2 separate regions of the Homo sapiens genome follow, and region 1 is linked to region 2. The links are chromatin loops, found by intact Hi-C in ENCODE. Cell type or tissue: Caco-2. All regions are shown on one strand.

Evidence for each region. Peaks named below come from ENCODE experiments on the same cell type or tissue, not always from the same donor. Only the 100,000 strongest peaks of a DNase experiment are listed, where the experiment ranks them.
Region 1: it touches region 2 in a loop (26-fold over the local background); 2 of 110 quality-filtered maps call a loop at or near these places.

The regions. Positions count from the first base shown.
Region 1 is chr5:9,512,507-9,520,506 of GRCh38, forward strand. All of the region lies in intron 1 of SEMA5A (semaphorin 5A), which reads right to left. It overlaps SEMA5A-AS1 (SEMA5A antisense RNA 1), which reads left to right. Exons shown (of 3, transcript NR_109935.1): 3 at 4,066-5,580. Among named protein-coding and RNA genes, the nearest start is that of SEMA5A-AS1, 5.2 kb to the left of the region's middle. In Caco-2, CTCF peaks have their summits at 1,546 (motif pointing left) and 4,317 (motif pointing right); a DNase peak (open chromatin) is centred at 4,285.
Region 2 is chr5:9,614,292-9,622,291 of GRCh38, forward strand. No RefSeq gene overlaps it. Among named protein-coding and RNA genes, the nearest start is that of TAS2R1, 12 kb to the right of the region's middle. In Caco-2, no CTCF peak of the experiment used is centred here; DNase peaks (open chromatin) are centred at 3,117, 5,237 and 7,350.

The sequences.
Region 1 (8,000 bases), 100 kb before region 2:
GGTGTTATTTTCCTTTCTATCTTTTTTTTTCTTTTTTTAAGATCAGATGTTCATAGTAACTGAGCAGTCTCTCAGTGCACATGGAGTGGTTTTAAAAGTCAACATTAATGTTCAATTCTGCTGCACGGTGTTGAGTATTCTGGAAAGATCTCAAGAAGAGCCTGATCCCATGCCAGCAGAGGCTCTGTTATGCATCCTGCTTTTCCTTTTAAGGCATTTTAAATTAAAGGAAGCCTTAGACACCACCATTTCTTTCTGTCCCACTGACAACCAAATCCTTTCAACGAAAGCACCAATTTGGTTTAGCTACAGATTATTTTTATCTGTTCTTGAAAGTCACATAAACGTGACCTGAACAAATACGCTCCCCTGCATGTTCTTCCTGAATTTCAAAGTTTTTCAGTAATTAAGCATTTTTCCTAGAGTGTTGCAAACCAAATAGAGTTCTGTGCCAAAGCAAGGAACGCATTAATGAAAACGAAGAATAAAAGGAAGCCAAATCCAAGTTGCAAAAAATGCTCTGCCTTATTTTGCTGAAATGAGATGCAAATATATATATATAATATATATATATATATATGCAAGCTGAGGACTAGAGTAAATATAATATGTTGATGTGAATTTTCATACTAAAATTTTTCAAGAAAATAAATATCCCATCTCAAGATATGTTTTTTTAAAAAGAATCACACAATCACATGAATTAAATGTGTGTCTTGGTAAATTTAGGGATGTTAATAATTCATTCCGATAATAGTATTAAACCAGAAAACTTTACAGAGTGAAAAAGTAATAATCTAGCAAAGAATCCTATCATTGGATTTCACCCAAAAAGGCATCAAATCCTCTAGATTCCATCAAATTTCTTTAAAAGGAAAAACACTTTTTCTTTTCAGGATGTCTTAGAAGTTTTCATTAAATCAAAAATGTGCACAGCTTATACAGTGGTTCTCCAGAAAACTTCAACCACTTGGAACACATGTTTGTGTTTAGGGGAAGACAGAGGGAAAAGAGAGGAAAGGTTGGGAAGAAAGAGATCATAATGGCTTCAACAAAATTTACAACCAGTGATTGTATGATATTGTGGCGGCGGCAGCTCCTCACACAAAACAGATGGTACAATACAGAGCTGTGTCTTAAAATGCCAAGCAACTAAAGATTCACTGATTCCATCTACTTCTGAAGCCTTTCCTAACAATCTATGCCCCAGAGTCGACTTCAGAATATTTTTACGTTTTAATTATCCCCTTATTTGAATTACTATAGCAATTATAGCTTCATACAGGCTCATTATACATTTAAACATTAATTTTATGTTTTAAAACTCAATACTCTTAGGTCAAAAGCTCACTAGTGAGATAGTGGAGTGGAACGTTAGTTTCCTATGTAACAAATGACCACTGTAACAAATTCCCATAAACTTAGTGCCTTAAAACAACTCATATTTATTCTCTTGCATTTCTGGAGGTAAGAAATCTAAAACGAGTTTCCTTGGGACAAAATCAAGACCTCAGCGAGGCCCTGCTCCCTCTGGAGGCTATAGAGGAGAATCTGTTTCCTTCCTTGCCTTTTCCAGCTTCTAGAGCTGCTTGCCTCCCTGGGCTAGGGCTTCCCTTCCATCTACAAGGGAGGAGCAGGGCATCTCCAATTCTCTCTCTGCTCCATCTTCACATCGCCTTTTCCTCTCTATCTGCAGCAAATCTTCCTCTGCTCCCTCTTATAAGGACTCTCACGATTACATTTAAGACCCACATGGACAATGCAGAATAATCTCTCACCTCAAGACCCGTAACTTAATCACATCTGCATCATTCCTTTTGCCATGTCAGGTAACATTCACAACTTCCAGGGATTAGGACAGGGACGTCTTTGGAGTGGACTATCACACCCTCCACAGCAGCAGAGGTTAACCTCTTAATGTCAATCATTTAGAACTACAGTCATCCTTCAGTATACCTGAGGGATTGGTTCCAAGACCCTTCCCCATACCAAAATCCACAGATGCTCATGTCCCTGATATGTAATAGTGTAGCATTTCCATATAACCTATGCATATCCTCCCATGTACTTTAAATTATCTCTAGATTACTTACAATCCCTAATACAATATAAATGCTAAGTAAATAGTTGTTATACTGTATTGCTTAGGAAATAACAAGAAAAAGTCTGTACATGTTCAGTACAGATAGAACCACCCTTTTATTCCCAAATATATTTGATCCACAGGTGGCTGAATCCATAGACTTGGAACCCATGGATATGGAGAGTCAACTGTTACTTTTAAATCACCTTGCAAATGAAAATATGCTTGCTAAGGTTCCTTCAAAAAGATCATTCTTAAAAAGAGTTTTGGTTAGTGTAGATTCCACTCAAACTTAATCCTCAGCTCCATGCATCATTAACCTTATGGATAAAAAATTGTGGGGTGGGATCCTGCAATTCTCTCGTTCTGTCAACAGAGAATACTAAAAAGTTTAAAGCCATGTTCCTCAAAATGTTTTTCTCCTACACTTAAATCGTATTTTCATAACAGCATTTAATATACTAAACTACATCATAGCCTAGCCTAGCCTATTCTAAGCATGCTCAAAACATTCCCATGAGCCTACAGTTGCAAAAATCATTTGGCAACTCAGTCCACTGTAGAGTATTGGACATTTACCCTTGTGATCAAGTGGCTGACGGAGCTGTGACTGATGGCCACTGCCCAGCATGGTAAGAGAGTGTCCACCATATATCACTAGGCTGAGAGAAGATCAAAATTCAAAATTTAAAGTACAGCTCCTACTGAATGTATATCATGTTAGCACCATCATGAAGTCAAAAACTGTAAGTCCAACCATCTGAAGGCAGGGACCATCTCTAGTTCGTCATGCAACGGAAACTTAAAAATGCCTTTAAAAGTTAACATAGGGCAGCTTAATTTGACGTTAAGAAATTTTCATTGAGAACCTTGAAATAAGTGTGAAAAATGCATGTGTAATATGGTTATGGCAATAGGGGAGTTGGCAAAGAACTTGGGAGAACGTGCAATGTTCCCAATTAATTTTAGACCCCATAAGAATGACACAAACAGAAGAGCTTGCAGCTGCTAACAAATGACAGATATGTTCTGTCACACCCCGGCCAGTCCAAAGGGTAATGCAGCTAACCTGATAGTCCCCGGGAATAGCAGCTGTCAGGAAGGTGCTGCTACATGTCAGATCCAGCTCCTTAAGAGCAACTGATAAGAAAAAGATGAAGAAGAAAACAGCTTAATGTCAGTGTAAAATCTGAAATTCACTTAATCATGGGATTTTAATTTGTTAACCTTCCCAAAAAATAGTATGCTAAGAACCAAACTGTGTTCCCTAGTCAAGGTGGAGACCCATAGGACATCTCACTTCTCCATCAACTGCCACCCACGTAGCACCTCATAAATGAAAGTGGGACAGGGACACTTTTCTCTTATTAAATCATTTTCTCATATCTGAATATAGTTACGACATTTGTGAAATCAGTGCAAAAACAATCTCTTTTTATTGAACGAAACATAGCCCAGGTACCATGTGCTTAATTCAATTTAACTGAACAAATTTACTGAACACCTACGGTATATAAAGCACTGTGCAAGGCACTGCTGAGTCCAATGTGAACCCTGCCTTTACAGAGGTGTGCAGACATGCACACACACATACACAGACACACTCACATGACATACATACCTCTGCACACGTATACACCACACACAGACACAGATACGCAAACACCACGCAACACATAAATACACACGTATACACACACACCACACACACACCTGCTGTCCATGAAGAGCAGGAGTTTTGCCCATCACATGGAGAACAGGGAACGTACACATGGCAAGGATTTCATAGCACCGTTGGAAGCAGCACTTAGAATCTCTAGAAAAAGAGATTTCTCTTATTTACCATTTCTACACTCTCTCACAGTGAACTACCCGTATAGTCAGCTGTGAAGGTTATAACGCCCACTGGACAAAATTTTAAAATGTAGAAAACTGTCTTCACTTTAGTATGAACAAGAGAATCCTTTGTCATCCCACCCCAGGGAACCAGTGTGAAGAGACACGACAGTTTGTGTGGAGAAAGGGGTTGACCATTTACAAGGAGAGAGCCATTTCCTAAGACGTTGCTTCATCAAAGCATCCTGGAACCCCAGAAGAGGGAAGAGTATCAAACCGCATCTGTGTGCAAGAAGCCTGGCTCCCCTCCCCATGCAACTGGAAGACCAATGAGAATCAGAAAAGCAGTGACCACGGGCCATCCTGGAGCCACATGGGGGCAGCGTCTTCTGGGACACAGGGGAAGCACTGAGAGGCATTTAGGAACCAGGGATCCATGGTCATTCTTACTTAAAGAACACACCCATTATTTACATCCTATCCCAATGGTGGCAAAATAATACCACTGAGCTGAAAAGGATCTCTACATTCTACCAAATCCTGTTATTCTCACATGGGCTTCTTCAAAAGTATAGAAGGTTGTCAATGTGAACACAGTGCACTTCATGACTATCATATCAATCCCTGAGTGTTTACTTTCTTCTCAGTGACATTAACACTGGAACATCCATGTCAAGGAAGTACGATCTGTTCTTTTCAAACTAAAACATGTCCAGTCCGGAGTGGGTGGGAGCAAGCCCACCTTGTGGCCACTACTGAACTACCAAAACTCCAACAGAGAAACCAATTCTGTGAAGCCTATGGGGAATGCCACATTTTTTCTAAAGAACCATAAATTAAGTTTAAATTCATGTGGTCTGTTCACTAAATGTCTTTGCAGAAGGAAAAGGGAATTGGCTCCAAGGATTGCAGTTGCTCTGAAAGTGCATGTGGCATCAATACTCACTTCTCTAAGTGGGGTCCCAGGACCTGTGGCATCAGTATTATCTGGAAACAGAAATGCAGACTCTCAGGTTCCACCTCAGAACCCCTGGACCAGCTTCTGCATCTCCACAGAATCCCCAGGTCCTCTGTGCCTTTAGGTTGGAGAATCAGTGGAATAAACACCAGGAGTGCAAACAAGATCAAAGAAGTTACCTGTTGTAGTTCACTTTTTCAAATAATTGACTGAAATTAATTTTTATAATTAATGAAGCTAGTGATGATTTGGAATCCCTTGACTAAGAGAAGGGTTTTAATGTAATTAATCTGCAAAATGATCAGTTTTTGTGCATCACTAAACCTATGAAGTTTATAAAGATTATTTTCCTAGCTGGTTATGAAGAAAATAATGTCACAAAAGCATCTAAGGGCTGTGCCTTACCAATGAGCCGACCCTCTCCAGTCTGCTTTCCTGTAATCATAGTGACTCAATTTCTAGACTTAGAAAGAAAAAACACAGAAAACTAACATAGAGGATTGTTCTCCCTTCTGGTCACGGTTTATGGTAGCAACAGGTGAAAAAGGCCAACAGAAGCAACGATTTGCCTCATCACATTAAAAGAAACATTTGCTTTCTCTTCCAAAAGCGTAAGTAGTAACTATGGAAACCAGACAAAAACGTTGAAAATGACTTGCAATTCACAAAGAGCAGAACAACTCTATTTCACCCACCAAAAAACAAAAAAATTAACGATGAAAAAATCCACCGAAACCTTCCCCAAGAAGAGCTGGATCTGCAGAAGACATAATGTGAGTGCTTTGCTCATGCACCATCATAAATTGTTTGATTTGCTACAGAATTGTTAAATTATGTTTTTACAAATCGGTTATTTAGCTGTGACTCCATTTAAATCTACAATTTTATGTGTCCTGATGATAAAATGGGCCCTTAGCTGAGCCAGCTAATTCCTCAGGTAAAAGGCATATTCTTTTGGCAGTAAATTAACTTTGGAAGGTCAGTAGGTGGCCTATCACCAATGTTAGAGATTTAAGAAATGCATATTTTGTCTAAAACACTTAATTTACACCTAAGGAAGCTGAATGAATGATCTCAAAATTTCCAGCTATTATCTGTTTACTAAGTTGGTCCTCTGGATATCCTATTTAAAGGTTGAAATAAATGTACACATGATTTATGGAGAGAAAATAAAGCAGGAAAACTTCACCCAATTATGCCAACCTACTCACTGCCCAGAAATTTCCATCCAATTCCACTGCCATAAGCAACTTCTCTGTGTGTTCTCCCATTTATCTGTTTGATGTTCCTGTATCCCTCCCCCACTTTCAGATCAGATGTTACTTCCTTTTCAGACGAGCTTGTGCACTGCTTGATCTTAATGGAACCCCATAAGGAGAAAATGACCACTTTATTTTAAAAAACAGAGGAGATGCTGACTCAAAACAGAAGAGAGTAAAGAACTTCCTTAAAAATATGAATCTCAGTGATACTTTTATAGCCCAGAATGACATGTTTATCTTTCACCTATTTTTTTTTTCACTCCAAGCAAGAGCAGAAAATTTTTTTTTAAGCTTGATAAGCAAAGACTCATTTGGGGATACCTGCTACCTGAATTATCACTATCAGGGTTAAATTAATAACTATGGCATATTATAAAGCCATAAATATAATTTTGAGCTCCACTCTTCCCAGCATATTTATGTGAGTTTTTGTCTCATTTTGTGTGTTTGTGGTGAGTTTTCTTCCTTTCTCTGTAAAACATGGAGCTGCTAAGGCATCAGTCTGTTATTGTATACTGACGGAGTGTGGAAATAAATGCCAATATCATTTGCAGAGCCATCCTGGTTGTGACTTTTTTTTAGGTGAGTATCCCACTTTCAACTAAAACCTAGAAAAAGAATTCTAAAACCTTTTTCCCAATTAAATGTTGGCACTCATAACACATTGTTGATGGATTGACCAAATTAAAAAACAAAAAATCTTAAGTTTAATACTGTTTTCTTCAGATGGCATCAACAGCGAAGTATGTCCCTAAACTTTTCATTGTTCAATGCTGGGTTGACAAGCAAGAAAAATCTTTTTATCACCAAAATGCAAAAACAATCTGAACTAGCTGCTGTGTCCAATCCAGCTTCGTTTTAATTTGGTGCTAATTCTCTAATTTGCTCATTTATTTTCTCTAACCACATAATTAATGCTGAAGAAAGTCTTTTACAGCTTGCCACTGAGCCCTCCATGTCTTAATAGAAGGAAAAATTCCTTAGATATGTTTCCCATCACCATGCATGTGCTGAAGCCAAGAACTAGAAAACCGTAACTGTGAAGTATTACGAAATCCACACAATTAAGTGCTGAAACCAGCAAGGGCCAAAACCACTCTGAGACCCAGCTCAGACCAACCCAGCCTGCCCTTTCAAGTCTGTAAATTGGATCGCGGTCCAGTGCTTTCTCTTACCTCATCAGCCTTCCTTTTTCCTTTTGCTGTAGTGGTATGTTTTCAATGAACTCTGACATATTTCTCTGATTGAAAACCATTTTAATACTCCTAGACAATGTGCTTCTGAAACATTGTCACAACACATACAATAACCAAAAGTTTAGACCTGTGTAAAGCAAAGTGAAAAATGGAGTGTCATTGAATCCCACAATTCTCGAAATACAAGTTTATGGGAAAAGCCAAAGAGAGCCAAGTGATATAGTTTCCAGCCATGGCACCTCAGGAAGGCCCCTCACCTGGCCTAGCAGCAGCCATTCCCACCCCCAAATTGTAACCTCAGAGGTACAGAACCATTCTCCAAGTGCTGTGACCTTTCCTCCTACAAATCATTCATCAGTCCAACATTTCCTAAGCACCTACTCCAGGCCAGGCACTGTTGTCAGGACTGGACATACAGTGAAGGAAGCAAAGGCTCTGCCTCGTGGGACCCACACTCCACGGGAGGAGGTAAACCACCAAATACATGAGTAAACCTATGGAGGATGATGGAGAAGAGAACAGAGGAATGGCGTGCTGGGAATAGGGCAGGGAGGGAGTCGCTGAAATGGAGTGAGGGGAACGTGAGCCTCTTGAAGGACAGGGCACTGGGGCGGAGTCAGAGGGGCTTAGAAGGTGAGGGTGGGTAGGGGGAGGACAGGAGCTCA
Region 2 (8,000 bases):
AAGTGGCTTACAAATTGCATAAGCTTTAGACCGCAAACACCTCCAGCTGGGCCTCTACCCACTGCTGATAGACGACCCCCAAAGAGGCCACAGGGGAAAGCAGGCCTCTCGTCTCAGCAGAATCTCTCAGTTTCTTGTTATGTGGTTGGTCAGTGTAATCACTTTTAATTTAAAAAACATTGTACCTCATCTGTTTTGTCTCCTTTGTAGTCACACATATAATTTGTTTTTGTCTTCCTTTTCTTCATTTAAAAGCCTTATCAGAAGAGTATTATTTTTATTTATTTATTTATTTTTTTGAGACGGAGTCCCGCTCTGTCGCCCAGGCTGCAGTGCAGTGGTGTGATCCGGCTCACTGCAGGCTCCGCCTCCCGGGTTCACGCCGTTCTCCTGCCTCAGCCTCCCAAGTAGCTGGGACTACAGGCGCCCGCCACCAAGCCCGGCTAATTTTTTGTATTTTTAGTTTATTTTATGAGATTTTCTTTAAAAAATGTTTTGCTTTTGTAGATTTTGTTTCTTTGTTATCTAATTCAATTTCTACTATTATCCTCTTTTACTCTTTCTGCCAAAAAATACAGACCAGATTTTAAACATCAAAACAAAAAGCTATGGCTACAGTAAGGATGAAGGCCAAGTCTTCACTCCCATGGCAATTTTCTCCTAGCTAAGGCGAGGTATAAAACAAATTAATAACTGAATGTATAATTTATTGTCAGGTAGTGATTGGTACTGTGAAGAAAAATACATGTAGGTAAGTGGATATGGAATGATGGAGGTGGCATCTGCTTTAGATGGGATGGTCAGGGAAGGACTTTCAAGAAAGTGATATCTGAGCAGAGACCTGAGTAGGTAAGGAAGAGAGCAACACTGTGTGTGTTCTGGGCAAAGGGAGAGCAAGTGCAAAGGCCCTGAGGTAGAAATGGGATTGGAGTGTCCTAGTACTTGCAAGAAGGGCACTGTGTGCCATGCAGATCAAGTAAGGAAAGCAGAGAGAGAGGTTCCAGAGCTCAGATCTTATTTAACCCTATTAACTATAGGGAGAGTACCATTTTTATTCTAAATAAGAAAGCAAGACAACAGAGAGTGTGGGGCTGGAGAGCGCTGAGGCAGATTGACGTATAAATCTACAACAACTGCTGGTAGGAAAACCTCCCTTCCATTTGATTCCACTTCTCAGAACTTGCTTGTTGGCCCCAGAAGCACAAAGGAGCTGGGTCCCACCAGGAACAGCTGGGCAGCAGTGAATGCTGGAAAATGAGAGAGGAAGAGACAGATGGATGAGGATTAGAGGAATCCTCCAACGGGTCCAGCTTTGAATGAGGCAGAAAGTGTGAAGGTGAATGGAGAGTCACTGACACAGGGACAAGTTCTAAGACTTGGAAAAGGAGGCAGAAAACACAGCAGAAGTTAGAAGGAGTCTCTCTTTTGCCTTTATTATTCATTTGTTCCACAAGTAACACACGTCATTTGTAAACATATTAGAAAATACAGATAAAGAAGAAAAAGAGTCATTTTAAATTGCAAATCTAAAGATTGTTAGGTTAAATTGCAAATCTAAAGACTGTTAATATTTTGGTCTGTACAGTTCCATCTTTCTTACACATTTACACATATATAAACATGTATATATATATATATACATGTATATATAATGTATGCTTTTTACACAAATCATATTTGCATTATACTGTCATTTTTGCATTAAATATTTTATAAACATCCTCATGTCAATAAATGTAGGTTACTATTAACATTTTCAATTAGTGCAGGAAGACTGCTCTGTATGTTTTTACTATAGTTTATTTAAACACTTCCCTGGTCATTTAGGTTTTTTTCACATTTTGCCTTCATAAATGGCCACGTAACAGAGCTCTCTAAATTTAGATGCTGGGCACTTGCTGTTTCTTGATACTAAATACTTAGATAGGCTATCGCTAGGTTAAAGAATTAAAGATTTCAAACCTCTAGATATATCAGCAAATAGTTCTCAAAAAGTCTTGACTTAAAAATTCCCCCAACATGATGTTCCTACTACCCCCACACCATCACCAGTACTGGCTACTTCATTATTTTGCATTTTTGTTATCTATCCGGTCAACTGTGACACTACTTAATTGTTGTATTAGTTTTTATTTTTCTTACTAATTTTCATGTACTTATTCATCTTGCTGGAACTGCCTAGTTCATATCTTTTGCCTACTGTGTTGAGCAGGCTTGTCTTTTTCTCATTGCTTTTGAGAGTTCATATTATGTTTATAGTAATTCTATTACATATGTTATGGTGGTTTCCCAATGTTATTTTATTTTTTTTTAATTTTTTTTATACAGAGTCTCACTCTGTTGCCCAGGCTGGAGTGCAATGGCATGATCTTGGCTCACTGCAACCTCCGCCTCCCAGGTTCAAGTGATTCTCCTACCTCAGCCTCCTGAGTAGCTGGGACTACAGGCGCCCGCCACCACGCCCGGCTAACTTTTGTATTTTTAGTAGAGATGAGTTTCACCATGTTGGCCAAGCTGGTCTTGAACTCCTGATCTCGTGATCTTCCCACCTCAACCTCCCAAAGTGCTGAGATTACAGGCGTGAGCCACCATGCCCGGCCCCAGTGTTCTATTACCATGGTGAGATTTTATTTCCCTGTAGAGATAGTTTTAAATTTTTATGTAATCAGACCTATGAAGTTTCTGATTGTAATGTCCAGGTTGGAAAGACTTCCCCTGCCCCAAAGTTCTATCAATACTCATTTTATATTTCTGGTAAAGATTTATATTTACATTTTAACTCAGCTGGCTACCCTAGTCCTACTAGCATTACAGTGAGAAACAATTTAAAAACAAAGTCACCCAGTTCCACTAGCATCCCTCCTTACACCAACATTCCCTGTTCCACCAGCCTCCCTCCTTACACCAGCATTCCCTGTTCCACTAGTACTCCTTGCACACAAGCTCTCCTCCTGACTCCTTTTTCTCGTAGCTTATAGAGTGGCCTGAGAGTAATTAATCTCTGGCTCTGAGCACAGTGAGGCTCAGCAGGCTCCAATCACATAAGGCACAGTCCCTAAGGCTTGCTTCTATCTCTCCTCAGGGGAGGGCTGTCCCCAGCTCCTAGAGCGGCCCCTTGTGTCTTCTCACACACACAGGGAGGAAGGAGATGAAGGAATGACACTCCTCTTAGAGAGCCTGCCTATTTGGCTTGACCTTTCCCTACATCTGTCTAAAGTACTGATGGATGGCCGTACTGGAGACACTGTTAGACTCTCTTCAGAAGACTGTCTGGACCACCAGTGACCCTTAACACAGACAAGCATATGCTGTGGAAGAGTAGCTTCTAGACTTTTCTTCTTCCTCTGCAGCCACCCCCATTTAGTACATGCCACCAGAAGGCAATCAGGGTATCAAATCATTCTGTTTGAGCTTTGAAAACAGTGCTTTTTAAAACTATGAATACAAGGAAGAGGTACACTTCTTAATCCCCATAGACCGTTGATCTTCCCTTGAGATTTCTGTTCAAATGTCACTGTGAATTTTCTACTCCCTAAATTTACTAAACCAACAGCATCCCAGCACACATGTACATACTCGGTATTATTGAAATGCTGTCACTTTGGGGATAGAGCAGCTGTTTCTTACAGGCAGTAAACAATGGTTTTGAACAGGAAGCAGGAGAAAACATGTCCGGAGAAAACTTTCTGGGAGAAAAACAAACATTGACTAAGTTTGATTCTGGTCAAGTGACACAGTTTTATCTAGAAAGTGATATCGCAGAAACTCCATGTTCTAATATTTAATTATATGATTAATACAATGGTCACAGATTACTTAATTATAAAATTGTTAGTCTGCATATTTACTGGTCCATTTGTAAAGTAAAATAAATGAGTTCCTCTATCACTGTCGTTCTCAAAGGCAGGGGTAGGGTGGGGTGGGGGGAGCAATTTTGCCTGCCAGGGACATTTGACGATGTCTGGAGGCATTTTTTAATTGTGACAACTGGGAGGGTGCTACTGGCATCTAGTGGCTAGAGACCAGGGATATTGCTCAGCATCCTACAATGCTCAGGACAGCCCCTGCCGCTGCTCCCATCAAAACAAAGAATGACCAGCCCCAAATGTAAATCGTATCGAGAGAAAAGTGATCAAGAACAATTAGGAAAGGCATCTCCTACATGTTCTCTCTGATTTTCTCCCAGTTTAATGCAAGCAGAAAAACGTTGACCTATGCCCAGAAGGACACTCGTGACGCAGGAAAAATGGAACCCTAGGAAGCAGGAATCATTGCCCTGCTGATGGGAAGGTCCTGGGAACATGGAGTATTAGAACTATGTTTATGGGGGCCTAGTCCAGTCCCTCATCCCAGGTCTTGTTCCCTCCATGTCATGACTTCAGTGCCCTCCACACTGTAAAATTCACCAGTGAACGGCACGTGAAAACTTCCAGGCTTTCTGTGGGTCGGAGCATGGGCGCATGTCCCAAGTGCTGTTGAACCCTGGTCTCGGGTCGGCTCAGCTCAAGCTGCTGTTACCACAGCTCCATCTTCAGCTCCTTAACATGCTCTTCCTCTCTACCTCCTTTCTTCTTTTCTTCTCCTGGTTAAGTTTAAGAACCTGCAGTCCCATCCACCCCTGCTCCAGGAAAACCTCAGCAACACTTCTCTGGTCTACTCAATCCCTCCTTTCCTAGGGGCTCCTTCTCTTCATCTGTGATCTCCCAGGAAGCAAAGGTTCCCTTGAACCCATCTACCATCCTCTTCCCAAGCCTCCAACTCACCTTCTTGCAAACATGGTTTCAGCTATCTCCTCTGTCATTGATAATAATGTGTGTCACACACTGTGCTAAGAATTTGACCCTCAATACCCTTAGGAGGTCAACATTGCTATTCAGCCCATGGTACAGATGAGTTTGAAGACCTAGGTTCAAACCGTGGCTGTGGCAGTCACTCAGCCTCTGAGTCTCAGATTCCCTATTTGTAATGGGACCAATAACATCTTCCTTGGGACTCAGGGTTTTAAAATATAAAGATCAAGTGAATTAAAGCACATTATCATCATCATCACCACGAGTGCTTTAATGTATTATTGATTCAATATTAATTTCTAAAGAAACCAAATAAGGAGACAAGGTATAATCATTTAACATATTCCTGACTTTCTATCTGTGTCAAGACTTTGAAGAAATCACACACAGGGTCTGTTTCCCTATGCCCAGCCCAGCAACGACAAGCCCTCAGGGCAGGGACTGTGCAATCTGATCACCTGAGCCAGAATCCTGATGGCTGAGTGATTGCAGGCAAATTATACCTTCCAGTAACCCTGTCTTCTTATCTGGAACCTGAGGATGAAAATAAGGATGCCCTCCATGCTGTTTGGAAATTCATTCAATTAATCTTTGCGATGAGCTGAGGACAGAGCCCAAACCATATTACACACAAGGTATGTTGCCAATCTTACCACACCTCCAGGGAGGACTTGCAGTAAGTAACATCGCTCTCTGAAACACCCATGCTTATGGCTATGAGCCATCTCTGTCTGCTGTAAGCCGCCCCCAAGTCTCTGGCCTCTGCTCTGCCTCTTGGAGTATTTCTGTCTCCTTCCATGGCCACCCTGGCCAGCATGCACTGGCATCCCCCATGTGCCAAGCTGCATGCCAAGGGCAGATGTGGAAGGTCCAGTGACTTGGGTAATCTTGGCAGGACACAGTGGGTGCAGAATCTTTCACATGCTCATTTTGTAGGTCTCTAACTTGCTGAGGTTTATTGAGAAAACTTAAAAGCTAATTAGGTTCTATGTCAGGTCCTAAGAAAAAGGCTTAAAAAATGAAGATGAAAAGCAAAAGTTACTGGATAATTATTTTAAGAGAGAGATTTGCAAATTAAAGTCTCTCTCTTTGCATCTATTAAATTAGCAAATGTTAAAGAATAAGATATTAACCAGCAGTGTTGGCCAGGATATAAAACACCAGCACATTGGTGCACAGCTAGTGGAAATGCAAATCCATACAATTCCAATAAAAATAAATTTGCCACTGTATTTCATAGCCACTGATCCAGTAATCCTCATTCTCAGAACCTTTCTTAGAGAAATTGTAAAGAGTAAGAAAAAAATCCACAAAGGTGCCCACTACATATTATACATAATAGTAAAAATGGGAACAAACTCAATGCCCCTAAATAAGGAAGCTGATAAGTAAATCTATTAATTCATATTTTCAACAAATATTTATAAATTGCTCCATTTCTGAGTTCTCTGCTATATCAGCTCAATAAAATATCTTGTAGTCAGTAAAATCATCAATAATAAAATATGTAACATAAGAAGTGAAATGAAATTCATAAAAATACACTTTTGCCATGATTATAATGATGCCAAAATTAAATATTTTTATTTGCAGTGTTTGGGAACATGGACAAATCAAAATTGCTCATTTATTAAGATGGTGAATTCTAGATTATTTTCTTCTCCACTACTTGTTATTCATTATTACATTATTTGAAATGAAGAAAAATCTTATTAAACATGTAAAAACGCCAGGCATGGTTGCTCACGCCTGTAATCCCAGCACTTTCGGAGGCCAAGGCGGGTGGATCATCTGAAGTCAGGAGTTTGAGACCAGCCTGGAAGACGTGGTGAAACCCCGTCTCTACTAAAAATACAAAAATTAGCTGGGCATGGTGGCAGGCACCTGTAATTCCAGCTACTCGGGAGGCTGAGGCAGGAGAATCGCTTGAACCCAGGAGGCAGAGGTTGCGGTGAGCTGAGATTGTGCCGTCGCACTCCAGCCTGGGCAACAAGAGTGAAACTCTGTCTCAAAAAAAAAAAAAAAAAAAAAAAAAAGTAAAAGTCCCCACTCTTGCAGTCCTGTGTGAGCCCTACTCTGGGACTCCCACTCCCGATCGTGACTCTCTGCACATGAGTGGCAGCAGCGGCCTGGCCTGGGTCTTGCTTGACCATGGCCACGGGAGGGCTCAGCCTGTGGACCTGAAGCCACTTTCCCAGGAAGCCCCTGCTTGTTTCTCCAGATTGTTCTGCTGTACTTTATTTTTGCTCTCTCAAATACGATTTAAAACCCCAAAGAGAACACACTGGAGAGTCATTTCACAAGAAGTCCATCTATTCATTTCACAAGAAATGACTCTCCAAACACGTTGGAGAGTCATTTCACAAGAAGTCCATTCTATTCCTATAAAAGCAGGGAGATAGCCATTCATCCTTGGGATCCCTCTGGGAATTCTTTAGAAGCAGTGAGGCTCAGGCCTATAACTGACAAGCTCTGCTCCGCACATTCCAGTGGATCTGGGTGCAAAAGCTGACCAAGCGGCTGCGATTTGCAGGGGTGGAAACCTGGAATGTAACAAAATACAAAGCATGGGAAAAATGTGTGGCATTTTCAGTTTAAGTTGGCCAGCTGAGCTAGCTGAACTAAGCCCTGGCTAAACTCATACGTGGGCAAGGGCAGCTATCACCAAAGATAAGCCCTCTGAGAGTGCCTTAGAGGGTTTATAGCTATAGATATGGAAACCAGTCCCACCCGAAAAGACATTTTTATTTTTAACATTCTGGAAGCATGCCATCTGTAATCAGTTTGCTCACTCTGAATGAGCTCGAATGATTCAATCAGTCTTTAAAATTCTTTACTACAGGCAATCAAGCACAACTTTGATGCCCCGAGGGGTTAGAGTTTCTATTCCCTGATCATTTGCTCCAAGCACCTTCTGTTCAAAAAAAAAAAAAAAAGAAAAAGAAAAAAAGAAAGAAAGAAAAAAGAACAAAAAAAAGAAAGAAAAAAGAAAAGAAAAGAAAAGAAATATGCTTTTTAGGTTTGAGTTTGACCCTTAAGATGAGTTTCAAAGTAAACTCTTTTTAAAGACAATGTCCATGGACTTGGGTTTTTTTTGTTTGTTTGTTTGTTTGTTTTGCTGTATTTCAATCACTGCACGTGCTTGTGTTCAATGGCCTGTAAAATGTCTTGTGTACTCTGAAAGGAGAAGGAGTTCATATTGGAATGGCA